Linked DNA regions of Homo sapiens: region 2 is linked to region 1. The links are chromatin loops, found by intact Hi-C in ENCODE. Cell type or tissue: PC-9. All regions are shown on one strand. Each heading gives the region's core, and the rest is flanking DNA. Links, peaks and the distances in the headings are about the cores only. Region 1 has its middle 19 kb from the start of UTRN. Region 2 overlaps UTRN (utrophin).

The links. Hi-C counts contacts between places; a loop is a spot of excess contacts. Peaks named below come from ENCODE experiments on the same cell type or tissue, not always from the same donor. Only the 100,000 strongest peaks of a DNase experiment are listed, where the experiment ranks them.
Region 2: it touches region 1 in a loop (2.4-fold over the local background); 2 of 110 quality-filtered maps call a loop at or near these places.

The regions. Positions count from the first base shown.
Region 1 is chr6:144,263,330-144,268,713 of GRCh38, reverse strand. No RefSeq gene overlaps it. Among named protein-coding and RNA genes, the nearest start is that of UTRN, 19 kb to the left of the region's middle. RefSeq lists enhancers at 1,808-2,541, 2,542-3,275 and a silencer at 4,835-5,035. In PC-9, for the core only: no CTCF peak of the experiment used is centred there; DNase peaks (open chromatin) are centred at 2,343, 3,133 and 4,263; H3K4me3 peaks cover 426 bases; H3K27ac peaks cover 3,045 bases.
Region 2 is chr6:144,360,236-144,365,619 of GRCh38, reverse strand. All of the region lies in intron 2 of UTRN (utrophin), which reads right to left. Among named protein-coding and RNA genes, the nearest start is that of SNORA98, 43 kb to the left of the region's middle. In PC-9, for the core only: no CTCF peak of the experiment used is centred there; DNase peaks (open chromatin) are centred at 2,109, 3,059 and 5,019; H3K27ac peaks cover 3,542 bases.

The DNA.
Region 1 (5,384 bases), core at 288-5,287:
TTTTTTTTGATACGGAGTCTTGCTTTGTTGCCCAGGCTGGAGTGCAGTGGCACGGTCTTGGCTCACTGCAAGCTCCGCCTCCCGGGTCCAAGCAATTCTCCTGCCTCAGCCTCCTGAGTAGCTGGGACTACAGGTGCGTGCCACCACGCCCGGCTAATTTTACGTATTTTTAGTAGAGACGAGGTTTCACCATGTTAGCCAGGATGGTCTCAATCTCTGACCTCGTGATCTGCCTGCCTCCGCCTCCCAAAGTGCTGGGATTACAGGCGCGAGCCACCGCACCCGGCAATTAAAAAGTTCTATTGATTGTTCATTATATATTTTTTACATATCTACATTATCAATGTCCAATCCTACCACTGTACTTGAACTTGCCTTTGTACTTGAACTGTTGTATTGGCGTCTTAACTAGCCTCACTCAAACAACTCTTCCTCCTTCAATCCATCCTACACTTTGCCATCAAATCAACTTGTAAACATGGTAATCATGTTATTCAAAAATCTTCAATGGCTCCCAATTGCTTACAAGATAAAACTGGCCATTTATCTAATATCTAATAATATCAGTGTGTAATGGCCATTTATCTATAGTCTAATACCAACCCATGCTGGATACTCTGAGACTTTTCTAGTCACTTTTTGTTGAACATCTTTTACAGCTCACCCCCATGTCACTCTGTTCTTTCATCTGGAGTGCCTGCTCATATTAATGTAGCGCAAGTCTACCTTCTCGTTGAAGCTTTTCCTGAGTACTCATCTCATAATGATTGTGTCCTTTGGATTCTTCACACTTACTGTGAGTACCATCATTTAAAACATATCAGATACTGCCTTTTATAGTTGTCTTCTGTTTATATATTGAGTCTCCTAAACAAATGATAAGCTCCTTGAGGGCCCAGAGGCTGTCTGATCCCACCATGTAGAGTCACGTGGTATGTGTCCATTAAATAACTGACTGATAATGGGAAAGACTTTTTTTTTTTTTGAGACGGAGTTTTGCTCATGTCACCCAGGCTGGATTGCAGTGGCACAATCTCAGCTTGCTGCAACCTGTGCCTCCCAGGTTCAAATGATTCTCCTGCCTCAGCCTCCCAATTAGCTGGGATTACAGGTGCCTGCCACCACAACCAGATAATTTTTGCATTTTTAGTAGAAATGGGTTTTCACGATGTTGGCCAGGCTGGTCTTGAACTCCTGACCTTGTGATCTGCCTGTCTCGGCCTTCCAAAGTGCTGGGATTACAGGCGTGAGCCACCGCGCCAGGCCCAGGGGAAGACATTTTTCACTGACCCTTTCAATTGCCATGTAGATACTCAGCATTTAAATATATGTACATGGGGGTGGGGGGTGAACAATAAAAGACTCAAATTGGATTCAGTGTATACTGCTCGGGAGATGGGTGCACCAAAGTCCCACAAATCACCACTAAAGAACTTACTCACGTAACCAAATACCACCTGTTCCTCAAAAACCTATAGAAATAAAAAATTTTAAAGGAAATAAAAAACAAAAAACCAAAGGTATGTGTTTTGTTCAGGAGGGTAAAACATTGATTAACTTAAGACTTTATTAAATTACACACTTCATTAAAGTACACACATATATACATGCGTATATATATGTATGTGTGTGTATATACATTTTTATATATATGCTATAAATTCTAGGACATCCCATAAAATATAAAAAACAAAGATATAAGTTCTAAACTAGTAAAAGAAAAAAATAGAATAAGAAAAAATAAAACATGAAATGTAATCCAAAAAAGTAAAGAAGGAATATAAAAGAATGTAGAAAAGGCGGAACAATAGAATGCATAAAATAAAATGGTAGAAATGGAATCCAAATTAAATATATATATAATAATGTGAATTTACTTAATGCTGCTGTATCGTACATTTAAAAATGGGTAAGATGATAAATTTTATGTCATGTGTATTTTACTACAGTTAAAATTTAAATATATGTGCCAAAGTTTATGTTTTATATCTGAAAATTTTAATGTAATTTTGATTTGGATAACCAACTATAAATGAGTTGGAAGAAAATACTGGGTTTTCTGAGCTAACAGAGTCCTAGCTCTGTCAGAGGCCATTTATGTGACCTTAGGCAAGTTGCTTAACTTTTTGAGCCTCCACTGCCTGGCCTGTAGGATGAGTGGATGGATCCACTAGAAGACCTCCCAAGGCCCACCGAGTTCTAATAGTCTGTAATGTTACATCTCTCCGGAGAGCACACGTCATCTTTAAGAATTATGGGAGAAAATCCTCTACCTGGCTCCTGTCCCAGAATTGCAAACTGAGCCACACTAAGTGAACAGAACCTGTTCCACTCCCAGCCCTGCGGCTTCTAAAAACAGTTTTGAAACTGGTAGCAGCTGTGAATTTGGAGGACTCTGCTTCTGCCCCACCCCAGCTGTGCCTCTGTTTTGGGAATTCCGGCTGAGCTTGTACTCAGCCAGCATCCTGTCCTAGTAGCACTAACTGTACCTAGGCTTACTGGAAAGGGATAACCCTTTCGGGAGTCCACTTACCAAGTCTCTATTTCCAGCTCCTCCTGCTGGATGGGGGAGGGGTGGGAAAAAGAGCCTTTTCTTCCTTCAACTTCAAGACAACAGGGAGTGTTTGGGGAACAGGTCTAATTAATTAGCTCAGCAAGATTTTTGAGCCGTTTATTAACTTCAGATTTTAAGAGTTGGGACATTTGTCTGTTCTGCAGTTCCAAAATCTTTTAAAATATATATATTTTTCAATTTTCCCACTTTGGGGAAAAAATACTGTTCTGATGGTTGTTCTTTGAAATTAATTATGAAAGCTGAGATTGTTGGGGGTTTTTGTTTGTTTGTTTTTTGTTTTTTTGCTTTTTTCCAAAGTAAGAGCAGTTTTTGCATATTTGCAAAAATCTCTAGTTCATTTTTTAGCTCAGGGTAGTTATAATAACTACCCTGATATACAAATTTATCAACCAAAAAGGCAGTTAATATGAATAGTCTTTAAGAGTGCTAGCACACTGTAAAATCCCAAAGGCCCAACTTCTAAATGCAAAGGAGGGGGGTGGGGATTGTCATCTTAATTGTAGATCACTCGCCTACCAAGGCTTACCCGGAGTCCTGAACAATGGGGAAAGCCAAATACTTTAGGCCTGAGATCACCCGACTGTCAACCAACCTTCGTTTAAAAAGAGAAGCGAAAGAGGAAGATAGAAAAAATTTCTTCTGTCATTTTCTTAATAAGTATTTAAGTGTTTAGTGACCTGCTGATTTCTCTATGGGATTTAAGGCTATTTATATAAAGATTAAATAACATTGAAACTAAGTGAATGAGAAAACCTGTGCTAAAGAAAAATTATAGATTGGAAAGAAAAGAGATTAAGACACAAAAATATATGAGGAAATTTTTGCATATTTCTTTGGTGAGAATAAATACTCATTTAATCATCACTAAATGTTATTTGTTACCAGGACGGTACTAGTAAAAGGCTCTTCAAGAGCTATTCTGTTACGTGGCCCACTCCAGCTGTGTCAGAGCCCTGCATATTTTGCTTATCTTCCTTTGGCTCACGATAAGGTAATGAATACCAGAGTGTAGTTTGTTTAATATTAACCTGAGGGGTCGATGCCATTAACAGAGCCAAGATTCCAGGGACAAACCCCTTTAAATTCTAGAAGTTGCAATTTTCATTTTTCTTTGTGATCGGTTAACTGTCTCCAGTTGGCTGGGTGAATAGTATGGTTTCTACATGGTACCTTCCTGAACTTGACCTCCAGCCTCTCAGTGGTTACCTTGAGAAGCCAAGTGTTTGGATCCTGCCAGTGATCCAGTGGTTGCATTCATTTTTCTGGTTCTGTTGAAAGGAGGTTTTTCTGTCAGAGCTTTTGTTTCTAATATCACTTGTATAGTTTTGTGATGACGCTGCAGTTTCTTTAGAACACTTCAATACCATCTTGAGTTTTTCCCACAAATTCCATAACCAACACATGACACATTTTTAACATATTAAGAGTAGAACTGATTTTCTTTAATCTAGAAAATGTTCCTAAAAAGGAAACTCAATCCCAGCTTGTCTATCAGTTTCCCCTAAAACTAAGCTTTTCTCTGTTTAAGCATGATGTTCCTTCAGTGTTCAAGCTGGGATGTAGGTGGGAAAGTGTGCCGAAGAATTCTTCCAGAGGAGAGAGTATAAATGTTTCTACAGCCCTTTGACTAATCAGAGATAGAAAACCAGGGGCTGGGTGACAGCTCATACACTAAAGAATTCTAGCACTGGAAAAGAATGCTGCCCTCCGGCCAGTGCTTTCACAGCTACGTTTCCTCCCTCAAAGTTGGCCTTGGGTAAACATGGAGGAATAGGCATCAAGAGTGGAAGGCTGACATCAAAGAAGGAAGAGAGAGGCAAGAAAGAGAATTCGACTCCGGGGTTCTTTTTTGGCCACCTTGTCCCATTGTAAGAGCATGTATTCCAATTTTTACTCAGCAGAGAAGGTGACCATAAAGGTGAAAAACAGATTTCTCTCCTTCTATTTTAAGTAGAGCATTTCTCTCCTATTAGAGGAATCTCTCCTAAGGATTCCTCTCCTACTAGAGGAATCTCTCCTAAGTAGGAGGATTTCTCTCCTACTATTTTAAGTAGAAATCCATTTAAATTTATTTTGTGAACATTTAAGTAATTGTTTGCATATTTCTGTCTAAACAGAAGAGACCACAGACCACCTCAGAGCGCATGCCCTGGCTCTAGGTTCCGCTCCCATTTGCCAGTTGTGACATCAGGAAAATATTCAACCTCTCAGTTTTCATCATACCTACTTCATAAGAGTGATGGAGGATTAAACGAATATAATACATAAACCCATTTAGCATAACTCTGAAGACATAGTATTCAATAAGTGATTTTCATTCTTAACATTTTATTCAAAAGTACCTGATACATAGTCAATACCTATTTTGAATGTTTTCCTTTGGTTTTATTATGAGCCTGGGCTAATGCCTATAAACATCTTATTTCATTCTCAAACCTTATAAATAGGTGTGATACGTATTTTGCAGATAAAGAAACTGAATCTTAGTGCAATGCACTGAATGTTTGTGTCTCTCCAAATTCAATGTTGAGGCCTTAATCCCCAATGGGATGGTATTTGGAGGTGGGACCCTTTGGGAAGTGTTAGGTTTAAATGAAGTCATAATGTTACTAGAGGAGGGTGCCCAGGTTCTTGGCACCTTGCACAAAGAATTGGACAAAACGCACCAACAAAGCAGGGAAAGAATGAAGAAATTTATTGAAAATGAAAGTGCACTCCACAGTGTGGGAGCGGGCCCAAGCATAGGGGCTCTAGGGCACCATTACAGAATTTGTAGGGGTTTAAATACCCTCCAGAGGATTCCATTGTT
Region 2 (5,384 bases), core at 77-5,076, 97 kb before region 1:
GTTTGGCTACTCATTTTCTTCCCAAGTACATTTGAACACTGTGGTGAATGTTTGTCGCTTAGTAACAATCCTGCCAATGACACTGAGAGAAAACCATTAAATCACATTAACTGAAGCATGCAATTTCAGAATAAAATGTGAAAAGTGGAGAATCCTAAGTGGTTTATGTACATGCTTTTGTCACAAGAAAGTTGACCATCTCCTCCTCATGATCTACTCCAGAATTCCAATCCTAGGCTGGCCCTAAAGTTGAAAGTACTTGAGTCATTCCTTCCCTTTTTCCCCTTCATCAGACAAACATATGCATCATAACACACACATGAACAGGAAAAGCTTCTTCTAACATTATTTTTAAAATTAATTATTAAATCAACTGCTAAAAGAAAGGCATGAAATTTATTTCAGGAGAAAGCAGGAATGATTGGAGAATTATCCACCACTCTCAATTCTTTCTGCAGATGTTCTTTTTTAAAAGAAGTGAAAATCAAGAGCTACGCAATGTGGCAAGCAGAATAATACATCTTCTTCCTCTCCACTTGCAAAAGAGGCCCATGTCCTGTGAGTACCTTAGGTTACACAGCAAGGGGTAAATTGAGGTTGCAGATGAAAGTATTGTTTGCTAATCAACTGACTTTAGGATAGAAGGTTATCTTGGGTTAGCCTGGTGTGCCCAGTGAAATCACAAGGGGCCTTCTAAGTGGAAAAGGAAGAGAGTTGAATAGCAGAGCGAGCAACGAGCCACATGAGAAGGACTCAGCCCACCACTGTTGGTTTTGAAGACTAAAGAGAGCCATGAGCCAAGAAACATGGGCAGCCTGTGGAGGCTGGAAAAGACCAGGGAAAGGAGTCTCCTCTGGAGCTTCCAGAAGGAACATGGCCCTGTCAACACCTTCATTTTAGCTCAGTAAGACCCGTGTCAGACTTCTAACCTTCAGAAATGTAAGATAGTAAAGTTGTGTTGTTTTAAGCCATCAAATTTGTGCTAATTTGAAACAATCACAAAATGAAACAAATACACGGACTCATCTGCAACGCTTCTCAGTCAGTCATCCCTGCCTGTGAATCACAAATTGGGAAACAGAAAATCAGAAGTAAAAACGCGAAGTGGGGAGAGCAAAGCTGTGGGTGCCTGAGCTTCTAGCCCCAGCTGGCTATAAGTACATTAGCACCCACACACAAAATCTACACCAGGAGTCATCCCACACAAACCAACCCAAAACAAAGGACATTTGACCCAAATCACTCCTTTTACCTCTCAGGGGGAAACATAAGGGAGACAGTGGGGAGAAGCAGGTCCCAATCAGAGGCAATTTCTGCAGGTACCAATTGAGTTCCTAATCAACAAACCAATAGCACAGACCCAACAAGAGGGAGACTCTCACACGCAAGTTCCTTCCATCACAGTTACACCGAAAAGAAGAGTGAGCTCAGCTTTAAGCAGTGGAATCGCAAATATTGAAATCCACGAAGAGAGCTTTGCCATAACTCAATTTAATTCATCAACAGAGCCCAGATATTCCCAGGCTACCAACCTCAACATCCAGGTCCTCAATAGCATTCTCTCAAGGTACTACAATAACCTCCCATACTATCTACCCTTGTATTTGCTTCCTAAACACCTCTGACAGATTCACCTTCTTCTGATCACAAAATATCTTATGCTCCAAACCTCCGAACATCACCCACTGCCTTTAAATTCAGATACATCTATATGCTACAGGGCTAAATGCCTACCTAGCATGGTATTCAGCATGCTTTTTATAGCTACCCCCTATTAATTCTGTGCCCTCTACCTGGAACATTTTCCTCCAGCCCCAACATTGCCATCAGTATCCACAGCAAATGGTACCCCCTTTCATGAAGGCTTTAGATGGTTTCTCTCCCAGCTCTAAACCCATCCCACCCTCACCTTTTGAATTCATATGGTACTTTGTTCCTTATCTATAACAAAATATTGTATATATACACGCCTATATGATCTCTCCCTTTTTTGTTTTGTTTTCTTGTTTGTTTTAGACAGGGAAAGACTGTAATGTGAGTTGAGTGAGTTTGTATCTCTGCCCATCTGCAGGTTTGCTACTGCACAAATTCCTACCAACTGAGTTGGGACCTAGACGCTGTCTTGAGAGGGAAGATGTAAGGCCCAGGTGGAAAATAAACAAATAGTAATAATGCTACAAAGAAACAGGTCCGACCAGGCCAAGTCAGTCCTCAACCATCTTACACCTCACCAGTTCTGGAAAACCAAGCTCTCTGTGCGTCAATTTCAAAATGATTTTAAAGTTGTGTTAGGTCGCTATACCAATGGACATATGTATAGAAATATTTCAGTGCTTCTCGAAGTGAGAAAATTAAAGATGGACAGACTCTTTCCTAACATCTGACTCAAAAGCCTAGAAAACACATAGAAAAGAAGCAAATAATACAGTTCTGTAAGATACTGTGTTTTGTGTGCCATGGTTTCTCTATTTTTAGATTTAAATACTATTGTGTGTCCATCAATTATTATGTATAACCATTAAAAAATCTTTTAAAAACATAAAATTAAAAGTGCTATGTACTGAGAAACTTATTCAAAATCATATTTCAAATAGCAAACCATACCCAAAAAATTAAAAATATTTTTTTAAAAAATAGCAAACCCACATAATACAAAACCTAAGAGAAACTGAGCACTTAACAAAATAAGCATAAATATAACACATTACTTAGCATAAAAACTCATTCTAAATGACCTGGCACACAGTAGGTCCTCAATACACCTTTGTTTTAAAGTCCTGACTCAGTGCAAACTCATCAGCCTCATAGGTCAGATGTTGTAAGGACCCAAGATATTGCATCGCGTGGAAATCAACTTTCACATCACATAACAAGTGGCATGTCATTTTTTTCCTTCTCTACCGTATTTCTAAAACTATTCAGGTGTTGATGCAGACCTTTTTCCATGTCTTGGCAAAGTGTAATTTGAACAGGCAGTTTCTCATGACCTTCAAGTCTGTGTTCAACAATGAAATCATTTGGCTTTATATCCCATCCAGTTATTAATCACAAACAACAAAAGAAGAACTTTCACACAGAAAATGTGAAACCTATGCTGGCCAGCACTCACTCTGGGTCACTCCAGGTCACATTCACTTGTAGCTAAGTTCACTGAAGACCATGCAATGACCTCAGCTATTTAGAAAATACATTCAAAATTTTTCTGGAGAGGAAAAATACAGCTATGTGACTTTAAGACAAGTGCTCCTGGAGGTCAGCAGTCTGAAAAGGGTACAATGAACAACATGGCTGGGTCCTGGGCAGATGGGGGGTGGTGTGCACAGGTCACTGGGTGCCACCGGATGGGCGGGCACATCACCTATCCTCCCTCAGTTGGCTCCTTCACTAAGTGCCTGAGCAGGAAATTTCTACCCTGGCATGGAATGCCCACACCAGGATCTCAGCATTCCCACCCCACCCATGTAGGAAGGAATCCAGCTATTCTAGCAGGATTTAACTTTATATAAATCAGCTCCAATGAGTTGATATGTTTAATAACAAAGCAAACATTCACAACTCTATTTTACTCCTTTTTTTGTTGTTGTTGCCATTATTATGATTACTATGATGAATTTGGCTTTGATTTTTATTCTTTTAAGTAAGAAAGTGGCAGCAAAAAGGAAAAAAAAATTCCAGGAATTGACTTGTGTCTCTCTAATGAAACAGGCAGTTCTGGCTGGGTGAGGTGTCTCACATCTGTAATCTCAGCACTTTTAGGAGACCAAAGTAGGAGGATCACTTAAGCCCAGGAGTTCAAGACCAGCCTGGGCAACATAGCGAGACCCCATCTCTACAAAAAAAAAAAAAAGAAAGAAAGAAAGAAAATTAGCCAGGTGTGGTTTCAGACACCTGTGGTCCCAGCTACTTGGGAAACTGAGGAGGGAGGATCACTTGAACCCAGAAGGTTGAGGCTGCATGAGCCATGGTCATGCCATTGCACTCCAGCCTGGGTAACAGAGTGAGACACTGTCTCTAAAAAAGATAAATAAATAAATAATTTTTTTTTAAAGAACAAGGGACTTATTTCCTTATCAGCCCCGCAATGCCCCTTTTAGCATCCAGAAATAGATCCACCTGGTCTTCCCTGGAAGATTCTGGACTTCCCTGGAAGACTCCTGGATGGTTTTAACTCAAACATAGCCCTCTGGATTAAGCTCACAATTGAAACTAATATTTCCCTGCCTGCCAAGCTAAAATTTTTCCCTGGAGCATTAATAATTAGCTCAAAATCAAGGACAAAATTAGTAGAGCAACACATAAGGTGTTTCTCCCCCTTCCTAACATCAGCCAGTCTTTTTAGCCACAAACTACAAGCTAGTCTTTCTGAAATCCAGCAAGCCCCTGAGTCAAACTATGGTGTAAAGAAAGTGGGTGGAAAGTCACATTAGTCAGGGACATTAAGTGCCATCTGCCATGGCTTTAATCCCATAGTACAATCTGAAGACTCTTTCTTAGGACACCCTGGGAAGCAGCATAACAAGAATATTTACTGTCCTGTCTCTTGAATCGGTGAAGTTAAATTCATTACTTTTTATACAGAAAGGTCTTCAAAATATTTCTGTTCTCCTGGTCTGATCTTTCCTCTTCTTTCATCAATCAAAGTCAAAAGAAAAGTTGGCTAATAATATCTTAGTTTGGTCCTTCCCCCAAGAAGCAGACCCTGAGACAAGGATTCAAATATAAGTAGTTTATTTCAGAAGTGATCCCAGGAAACACTGCTAGGGAGTAGAGAAAGGAGACAAAGAAGGAAAGGTGGCCAATAATAAAAAGGTCATTATCAAGCAAGTTACCATTCGATCACAACCCAACTGGGAACTTGGAGATGCAGTGTAAAATGTTCATCTCAAAAGTAGGCGACCTGAGATGCAAGAGAGCTGGAGAATTTATACTACAGCAGCAGTCACTGGCTATGGGTTGCTGGGCGCTGACACTTCCTGCCAGCCCTGAGTGTGAACTTTCCAGCCAGAGAATGCCCTCAGGCAAAGGCATGCCGGTGTGGGCAGCTGGAAGTCCCAGTGCACCAGAAGTACTGACAGCAGGGAGTGGGGTCAATAGCAGCCTCTGCTACAGCTAGGATTGGGGTTATCTCCAAAAGGGTACTTAAACCAGGTCTGGTGCAGTGGCTCAAGCCTGTAATCCCAGCACCTTGAGAGGCTAAGGTGGATGGATCACTTGAGGTCAGGAGTTTGAGACCAGCCTGGCCAACATGGTGAAACCCCGTTTCTACTAAAAATATAAAAATTCGCCAGGCATGGTGGCAGGCACCTGTAATCCCAGCTACTCGGGAGGCTGAGGCAGGAGAATCCCTTGAACCCGTGAGGTGAAGGTTGCATTGAGCCAAGATC